Linked DNA regions of Mus musculus: region 1 is linked to region 2. A link is a loop called in an ENCODE intact Hi-C map of the cell type or tissue named here. Cell type or tissue: heart. All regions are shown on one strand. Links, peaks and the distances in the headings refer to the core of each region. The heading gives the core; the rest is flanking DNA.

Evidence for each region. Peaks named below come from ENCODE experiments on the same cell type or tissue, not always from the same donor. Only the 100,000 strongest peaks of a DNase experiment are listed, where the experiment ranks them.
Region 1: a loop joins it to region 2, with 4 times the contacts of the local background. A loop is called at or near these places in 1 of 42 quality-filtered maps.

Annotation. Positions count from the first base shown.
Region 1 is chr4:132,822,439-132,826,828 of GRCm38, reverse strand. No RefSeq gene overlaps it. Among named protein-coding and RNA genes, the nearest start is that of Ppp1r8, 19 kb to the left of the region's middle. In heart, for the core only: CTCF peaks have their summits at 2,651 and 3,070 (motif pointing right); DNase peaks (open chromatin) are centred at 2,648 and 3,068.
Region 2 is chr4:132,755,111-132,759,500 of GRCm38, reverse strand. Smpdl3b (sphingomyelin phosphodiesterase, acid-like 3B) reads left to right here and starts at 2,330. Exons shown (of 8, transcript NM_133888.2): 1 at 2,330-2,516. The coding sequence starts at 2,456. In heart, for the core only: a CTCF peak has its summit at 2,292; a DNase peak (open chromatin) is centred at 2,400; H3K4me3 peaks cover 1,111 bases; H3K27ac peaks cover 740 bases; H3K27me3 peaks cover 873 bases.

The sequences.
Region 1 (4,390 bases), core at 323-4,322, 67 kb before region 2:
AATCAGCCCCTAAAGAATACAAAAATTATCATTAGCGATTCTAATCCCCGTCCTGAGACCCCAAGGTTAGTGTTTGAGGAGGTTGCCCCTTCTGAGGTGTGCGAGACATTAAGGCTGGTGTGTCCTGGAGTCTGATTCACTGTGCAGAGACACAAGGCTTTCTAGAAAGGGACCAAGTTTCAGTCGCACAGGTGGACTCAGCATTTGTGGGTTGAGGACAGAAGGACCAGGGGCTCATTGTCATCCTTAGTTTCGTGAAGAGTTCAGGGCCAGCCTGGGCAACACAAACCCTCAACAACAAACCCAACTTCTAAAGAATGGAGATGTGTAACCATAGCACAAAAGATTGGCTTCGCCAGTTTACACAGGCAAGTCCTCTCATGAAGATCTGCAGTGACCCACTGAGATCCTGTGGCGCCATTCACAGCACATCCACTTTGCTAAGGAGACTTGGACTCACATTAACCTGTCTGTGAGCGCCATGGGGAAGTGACATCTGAGTTCAGGTCTGTAGCTGCTTGTGCGAGGGAGGTCCTCTAAATTGTCTATTGCTGATGCTCTCCTGTGCCTGGCTTCGTCTCAGTTTTCTCTCCTGTTCTGGAGTTTAAAATATCCAGTGCCTTTAAAACTACTCAGGAGGCAGAGGCGGAGCGATCCTAGAGTCAGCCTGGTCTACCGAGGACAGTCGCGGAGTTACACAGAAACTGTCTCAAAAATGAATAGAATAAAAACTAGTGGGTTTGGCTAAAGGAATGTCTTCGGTTAAAAGTGCCTGCTGTTCTTGCAGAGAAGCTCAATTCTGTTCCCAGTACAGTTACAACCTAATTGTAATTCCAGGAAATCAAAAGCCTTGACTGCAAGAGCACCCATACATACACATAAAAATTTTGAAAAAGGATCCAGGAGTTGTCTCAGTAAAGTGCCTGGCACCATAAGTACATGAGTCTGAGTCCAAATTCCTTGTCCTCAACTATGTCATAGGCAGATGACCCCTAGCATTGGGAGGGAGTGTGGGAGGCAGGGACCCCACCCCCACCCCCACCCAGAGCTCGTTGGCTATCCTGTCAAGCCAGATCCAAAAATTGGATGCTCAGTGAGAGACTCTCAGAAAACCAGTTGGAGAGTAATGGAGGAATATGTGCACATACCCCACGGGAATGCACACACCCTCAAAAAGTACTTAAAACACAGCTGGGTGGATGATACATGCCTGTAATCCCAGCACTTGAGAGGTGGAGGCAGGAGGGTCACAAGCCCCAGCCTATCCAATGTCATGAGTCTAAGGTCTAGCCTGGGATAGGTGAGACCTTGTTTTAGATGAGCCAGAAAGAAGTGGCCATGCTAAACTGTCTAACTGGAAGGCTATGATAGAGCTCGGAAGCCCATCGAGACATAGAAGGTCAACATGGTTTCCGGATGACGCTCTAGCCGAGCACTGAAGAATTGTACCCGGAAGAGGAGGACCAAGGCTTTCCAGGTAGAGGAACCACTGCGAGGAGCCATCAAGAGGGGAACATAAACAATGGTATAGTCAGTCGCTGGAGGGGAGCAGAGGCTACCACACAAAGGGTCTCTCCTCCCTGCTACTTGAAAACTTCAGCTGGATGCGGTGGCTCACACCTGAAATTTCAACCTGGGGGTCTGAGTTGGGAAGATTGCAAGTTCCAGGCCAACTGGGGCTACATAGCAAGACTGCCTCAAAAAGGAGGACTGGGGAGCTCAGTGGGTAGCGCACTGCTGCCCACACCTGCTGGTGGGATTTCAATCCCTGAAATCTACTGCACACAGCTGTCCTCTGACCTCCAACTGCTATAAACATTCAGGCACACATGTACAAGCAAATATACACACATACATATATACTTGGGAGGCAGAGGCAGGCAGATCTCTAAAGAGTTCAAGGCCAGCCTGATCTACATAATATGTTCTAGATTCCCCAAAGCTAAAACAGTGTCTCAAAAATATTTTTTTGTTTTTTGGGTTTTTTTGCTCGCTTGTTTGTTTTTCAAGACAGGGATTCTCTGTAGCCCTAGCTGGCCTCAAACTTGCTCTGTAGACCAGGGAGGCCTCGAACTCAAGAGATCGGCCTCCCAAGTGCTGGGATCAAAGGCATGCGCCACCACCGTCCAGCTCAAAAAGTGTTCCTAAAGAGTACAAAAGGCATTCTCAGGTATTCAGGAAGACGCAGAAAAGGGTGTACACATGTCACCTCACCCACACTCACCTTCCTCCTAGGGATTTCTGGTGGGACAGTGACTACTTGTGCTAGAATGAGACCCTGATGACAGGTAAGGCTGGCCCTGGTCTGGGGGAGTCTCTCCCAAGTAAGAGACAGGCAGATGTGCTAGGTCCTCCCCACATCTGTCTGTCTAGCAAATTTAGTTATTAGTCCAACTATTTAGAAAAATGAAAAGAGAATATTTTATATTCTTTCTGGCAGAGGTAGAAGGAACAATGTAGCTGTAAATTCTTCCAAAGTGGGTGACACTTGCTGTCGCCAAGAAGTGGAGGAGAGGCCACTTCATTCTGCAGAAGCAATGACATGACACAATGGATGTGAGCCCTGGCATGTAATGGGTGGGAAGGTCTAGTGGCCTGTGTCCTAAAGGGAGCTAGCTGTACTGGGGCTGGGTGCAGTTCCAGCTATCACCAGCAGGAGGGGCTCTGTGTTTACCATTGGAGCCACTCTGCAAGCATACAATTTCCTAAGGCAATTGCTAGGCCAGGACATTGGAAGGAGGGAAGGGAAGGACTCACTGTTGAGCACCCTGCAGAGAATGCTTTCTGTGCATTGTCTCCAGCAGCCCCAAGGGAGGACTGCCTCCACTTTACAGAACTCAAGGGTTAGTGCACACGGCTCACGATGATAGCTACCACAGCACAGGCAGTTCCTGGCTATTGCCGCTGCCACCACTGCCCTTTGTATTCCCAGGACAGGAGACAGTCTAGGATTTTTTGTTCCCTTCATGATGATGATGATGATGATGATGATGATTAGCCTCTTGGTTGTGTCTATGGTGGAGAAAGTGTTATGTGTACACAAGTGCAGTGCCTCCAGAGGCCAGAAGAGGGCAATAGATTCCTTAGAGCTGGAGGTACAGGTGTTTGGAAGAACAGAAGTGCTCTTAACTGCTGAGCCATCTCTCCGGCGGCGGTTTTTAAAATTTTTTTTCTCGTAGCCATTGCCTACCCATCTGTCTCCATCTCTGGGCCTTTTGGTGGTGGGTGAAGCTTTCAAGTACTGAATCCACGCTTGGGTCAGGTGTGGGTTTGGAATGCTCTCCGCTGGGACAAGGGTACTGCCAGGAGGGGCAGGTGAGATGTTTAAAACCACCCTCAAAAGGCTCTCCAGGTACTCCTTGTCACACCTTGCCCACTGCAGTGGCTCTGTTGGAGGCTTCTGCTCTAACCTGCTGTTGACACATGCAGTGCTGACATCCATGCCTCCCTTTTTTTTTTCTGGTTCATCTACAGCAACATTATTATTGTCTGTGGGAACCTGGGAATGTAGTTTAGTTGCTGGAGAGGTTGCTTAGGATGTATGGAGCTCCATTTCCCGGCACCACATACACCGGACGTTGGAGCACGTACCTTTTTTTTTTTTTTTTTAAGACGTATTTATGTATGTGAGTGCTCTATTTGCGTGTATGCCTACATGGTAGAAAATGACATCAGATCTCATTCTAGATGGTTGTGAGCCACCATGTGGTTGCTGGGAATTGAACTCAGGACCTCTGGAAGAGCAGCCAGTGCTCTTAACCCCTGAGCCATCTCTCCAGCCCCGGTAGCACATAACTTCAATGCTAGCTTTTGGGGAGTGAGGATAGAAGAATCAGGAGTTCAGAGATGGAGAGATGCTCAGAATTTAAGATGCACTGACTGCTCTCCCAGAGGTCCTGAGTTCAAGTCCCAGCAACCACATAGTGGCTCACAACCATCTGTAATGAGATCTGGCACCCTTTTCTGTCATGCAGGGATATATGCAGTCAGAACACTGTGTACATAATAAATAAATCTGAAGGAGGAGAGGGAGTTCAAAGCAATCCTGGGCTATGAAGTAAACTCCAGGCCAGCCTAAGCTACATAAAATCCCATCTCAAAAAGGGTGGGCATTAATCCTACAATGCAGGAAAACAAAGCAAAATTGTCTTGACTCTAAAAATAAAAAGCCGGGCAGTGGTGGTGCATGCCTTTAATCCCAGCACTTGGGAGGCAGAGGCAGGTGGATTTCTGAGTTTAACGTCAGCCTGGTCTACAGAGTGAGTTCCAGGACAGCCAGGGCTACACAGAGAAACCCTGTCTCGAAAATCCAAAGGGGGGGGGGGTAGTGCCTTGACTCTTAAGTCCTTAGCAGCTACCTCAGTTCCTGTCCACTTCTTTGCTCCGCTGT
Region 2 (4,390 bases), core at 168-4,167:
TTACAACTATCCAGTCCCAGGTCTTATGTTAAAGTAACAGAAAATGGGCCAAGACAACTTCTGTACCTCAGACACCGTGCCCTTTTCTTCCCGTGTTCATCCTTCGGAGATGCAAATTGGGCTGTCTGTTTTTTCTTCTCTTTTTTAAGATTTATTGGGCTGGAGAGATGGCTCAGTGGTTAAGAGCACTGACTGCTCTTTCAAAGGTCCTGAGTTCAATTCCCAGCAACCACATGGTGGCTCACAACCATCTGTAATGGGATCCAATGCCCTCTTCTGGTGTGTCTGGAGAAATAAATAAATAAATAAATAAGAAGGGGCTGGTGAGATGGCTCAGTGGGTTAGAGCACCCGACTGCTCTTCCGAAGGTCCAGCGTTCAAATCCCAGCAACCATATGGTGGCTCACAACCATCCGTAACGAGATCTGACTCCCTCTTCTGGAGTGTCTGAAGACAGCTACAATGTACTTACATATAAAAAATAAAATAAAATAAAATAAATAAATAAGAAGAAAGAAGGAGAAGGAGGAGGAGGAGGAGAAGGAGGAGGAGGGGATGCTGGAGAGATGGCTCCACGGTTGTTAAGAGCCCTGGGTACTCATCCAAAGGACCCAGGTTCAATTCACAGCATCCAAACAGCAGCTCACAACTGTTGGTAACCCCTGTTCCAGAGGATCAGCCACCCTCACACAGACATACATTCAGGCAAAACACCAATGCACATAAAATAAAAATAAATTAAAAAAAAAAGATTTATTTAGGCTGGGCGTGATGGTGCACAGGAGGCAATCCCAGCACTCAGGGTACTCAGGAGGCAAAGGCAGGCAGATCTCTGTGATTTCCAGGCCAGCCTGGTCTATGGATCGAGTTTCAGGACAGTCACCCTGCTACAGAGAAACCCTGTCTTTAAAAAAGGAAAAGAAGAAGAAAAGAAAAAAATCATGTTTTATATATATGAGTATTTTCCATATATATATATGCATATATATACATACACACACACATATATATGCATGCATATATAATATATATATATATGCATGCACTATGGCACTGTGTGTGTAGTGGCACTGAATGCCCTGGAACTGGAGTTAAAGACCGCCTTTACCCTCTATGTAGTTGATGGAAACCAAACCTGAGTCCTCTGCAAGAGCAGCCAGTGTTCTTAACTGCTGAGCCATCTCTCCAGCCTCAACTTTGCCTCTGATCCTCTTCTTGGCTTCCCAAAGCTCCCAGCTCAAACATCTAAGCACAGCCTGGCTCCTGCCTGCTTCAGAGCCTCAGAAGCCCCCATCACTCTTTGCAAAACTCTTCCCCCTCCACTCTTCCTCCTGCCTCACTAACGCTCCTCTCCCACCTCCCACACAACCTGTTTTCTCCTGTGTTCATCAAGTTCAAGCTGGTTAGGCGTGGGAGTGTGGCGGTGAGCTAGACAGTTTGCCTTGCTTGAGTGAAGATCTGGGTTTCATCCCTGTACGGACAACAACAGGAGCAAAAAAACAAAAAGAACAAATAGAAATAAATAAACCACAAAAAGACAAAGCCCAAACCATCCCTAACTGCAAGGGAAAAAAAAAATCAAAACAAAGGGAGTAAGTTTATGTCATCTCCTTCCAGAAACCTCTCATCGCCTTCCTCAGACTTGAGTCACAGCTCTCTCTGTCTTCTCAGGTTAGGTAACTTGCTAAGGAGTGATTCAGCCCTCAGGCTCTCAAGGCATGTTCAGGGGGACAACACCATCTTATCTCCCTTTTGCCCAGTTTCTAGTAGTCCTCATCTCCTGGCACGATCAGCAAATAACTCTGTTTGTTGTTTGTTTGTAATATCGTTTCAGGTAGCCCAGACTGGCCCCAAAGTCATCAAAGTAGCCTAGGATGGCCTTGAACTCCTAATCCTCCTGCCTCAAGAGTGCCAGGGCTATCCTTGAGAGAGGGCTTGCACATCTGGTTTTAAGGCTAGCTTTTAAGGCTCTTTGGTTGCCACAGGTAGCTAATTCATTCATCCATCCGTGTTGCAGCTCTGCAAGGAGAAGACAGTAAGTCGATGGTGCTTCCTGCATTTTCTGGAGGCTGACTGAACCGAAATGCCTTCAATTCGACTAGAAAACTTTAAAGCGTACCTCGAAGATCCTATCATTTTGCTCCTAAGTACTTATGAATTTCTTTCGAAAAGTCGGGGAACTCCAACACAGCACCTTGCAACACAGATGCGGTTTCCACAGAGACCTACAAGCTATTCCAGCGCTCACTGGTGCGTCCCTCCTCCAATCAAGCGCACGCCCTGCTGGGCAAGAGAGGGAAAAGCAAGAGCAGCCATCCGCCAAGGATAACTTGGAACACTGGAAGCAGCCAAACGAGTAGTTCTGCCCAGACACGTGGCTGGCCACAAGGTGGGAACCCGCGGCGCAGACGGACTTGGAGGAGCTTCGGCCGCCCGCCGTGGGGGGATCCAGAGGATGACGCTGCTCGGGTGGCTGATATTCCTGGCCCCCTGGGGAGTCGCAGGGGCTCAACTAGGTAGGGCTGCGGGGGAAACCTGCTTGATTTTTGTTTCGTTCTAGGAACTGGGGCTGGGGTCTGTGCTGCCGGGAACCGTTCACAGATCGTGGCTTTAAAAGGAAAGTAGATTAGAGGTTGAAGCGCAGAGACTTAGCCATCAAGGCTGTTTGTGTGTGTAGCTCAGTTGGGAGACAGAGTTCAACGGCAGTCTAGGATGCATGAAACATTGTTCCAAAAGCAAAACCAAACCAAAAAGTGCTCAAGAGGATTTTAAGTGCCAGGGGCAGGACACAGACTTTGCCAGGGGGACAAGGATCTAGTACATGAAAGCTAGACACTGAGAGGGAGCCGGTGGTCGGGAAGATTCGCGAACTCAATCAGGACACTCAGATAGAAGGCTCTGAGGTACAGTGGTTGTTCAAATGAGCGCGTTCCATCTCTGGGACTCCAGAAAAGAAACACAAAACATTGCCACCGAGAGGTCCAGTTCCCCAAACCCATACGGTGGAAGGAGAAAATCTTATTTCTGCAATTTGTCTTCTGTGGTGTCTGTCCACCCAATAGATAAATGTAAAAGAAAACAAAACCAAACCTCAAACAAACATAAACACAAAAGCATTAGTTAGAAGCCCATCTCTGTACCCTGGATGAGTGTAGGAACCAGGAAGACAGAAAGAAACCAGGAAAAAAAAAAATCAGGACTTAAAGGAAGAAACATTCCCTCAGCTGGGATGACACGATAATCACAGTAATCCAGGTTTTGTTTTTGATTTTTAAAGGCATAGTATTCCAAGGTGACCTTGAAGGGGTTTTTTTTTTTCCCTTGAGATAATGGTCTAACTGTGTAGCCCTGGCTAGCCTAGAACTTACAATGTAGATCAATCTGGCTTTGTACTCAAAGATCCACTAGCTTCTGTCTCTCAAGTGTTGGGATTGAAGATTTGCGCTATCACACCAGTCAAAAGTTACACTTGCTTTTTGAATTACAACTCAGAAATAGGAGGTAGATGTAGTCCAGAAGATCTGTAAGCCACTGCCTAAGAAAGTTTATTGTTTTTACCTGTGTGAGTGTTTTGCCTGCATGTATGCACATGTGTGCCTGCTGCCCCATGGAGGCCAGAAGAGGCCATCAGATTCTCTGGGTCTGGAGTTAAAGACAGTTGTTGGTGCTGGGGAATTGAACCTGGGTCCTCTGTGAAAGCAGCCAGTGCACTTAACCACTGAGCTATCTCTCCAACCCCTGTGCACATGATATATTTTACATAATATCATCGCAACAGCTTAGCTTGTGAAGTATCTTTAATGTCCGTTTTACCCAGAAAAACTGACCTTGAGAGAGTAACTAGCCCAGGGTTACACAGCTGCTGAGTCTGGCCTGAAGCAGGCTGTCCAGCTGTGCTCCGTGTATAATCCGGCACTTTGCCGGAGTAGCCCACTAAGGAAGGCCAGAGGCAATTAACAATTGTTGAGCACTTTCAGTGACCCTAGACTTGGCATTAGGTTCTTGGAAAACTGTCTCTTTAAAACTTATTTGAAAATGAAAAAAATAAAAGTCTTGATCATATATATATACACACACACACACACACACACACACACACACATATATATCATGCCTACACACACACTGTGCGGAGATCAGAGGAGAACTTGCTTGGAGGAGATAGTTCTCTCCTTCCACCTCGTGCGTGACTCATGGGTCCTAGGGATGAAACTCAGGTCATCAGACTTGGTGGCAGTTCCTTCACTGCTGGGCCACCTGGCTGTGCAGGTTATTGAATCTCAGGGAGCTCCCTGTGTTGCTCAGGTTTACCTTGAACCTCTGAGCTCAAGTGAGCCTCCAAGAACCTCCTTAGTAGCCAGCACCACCGGCCCACACCACACCTGGATGT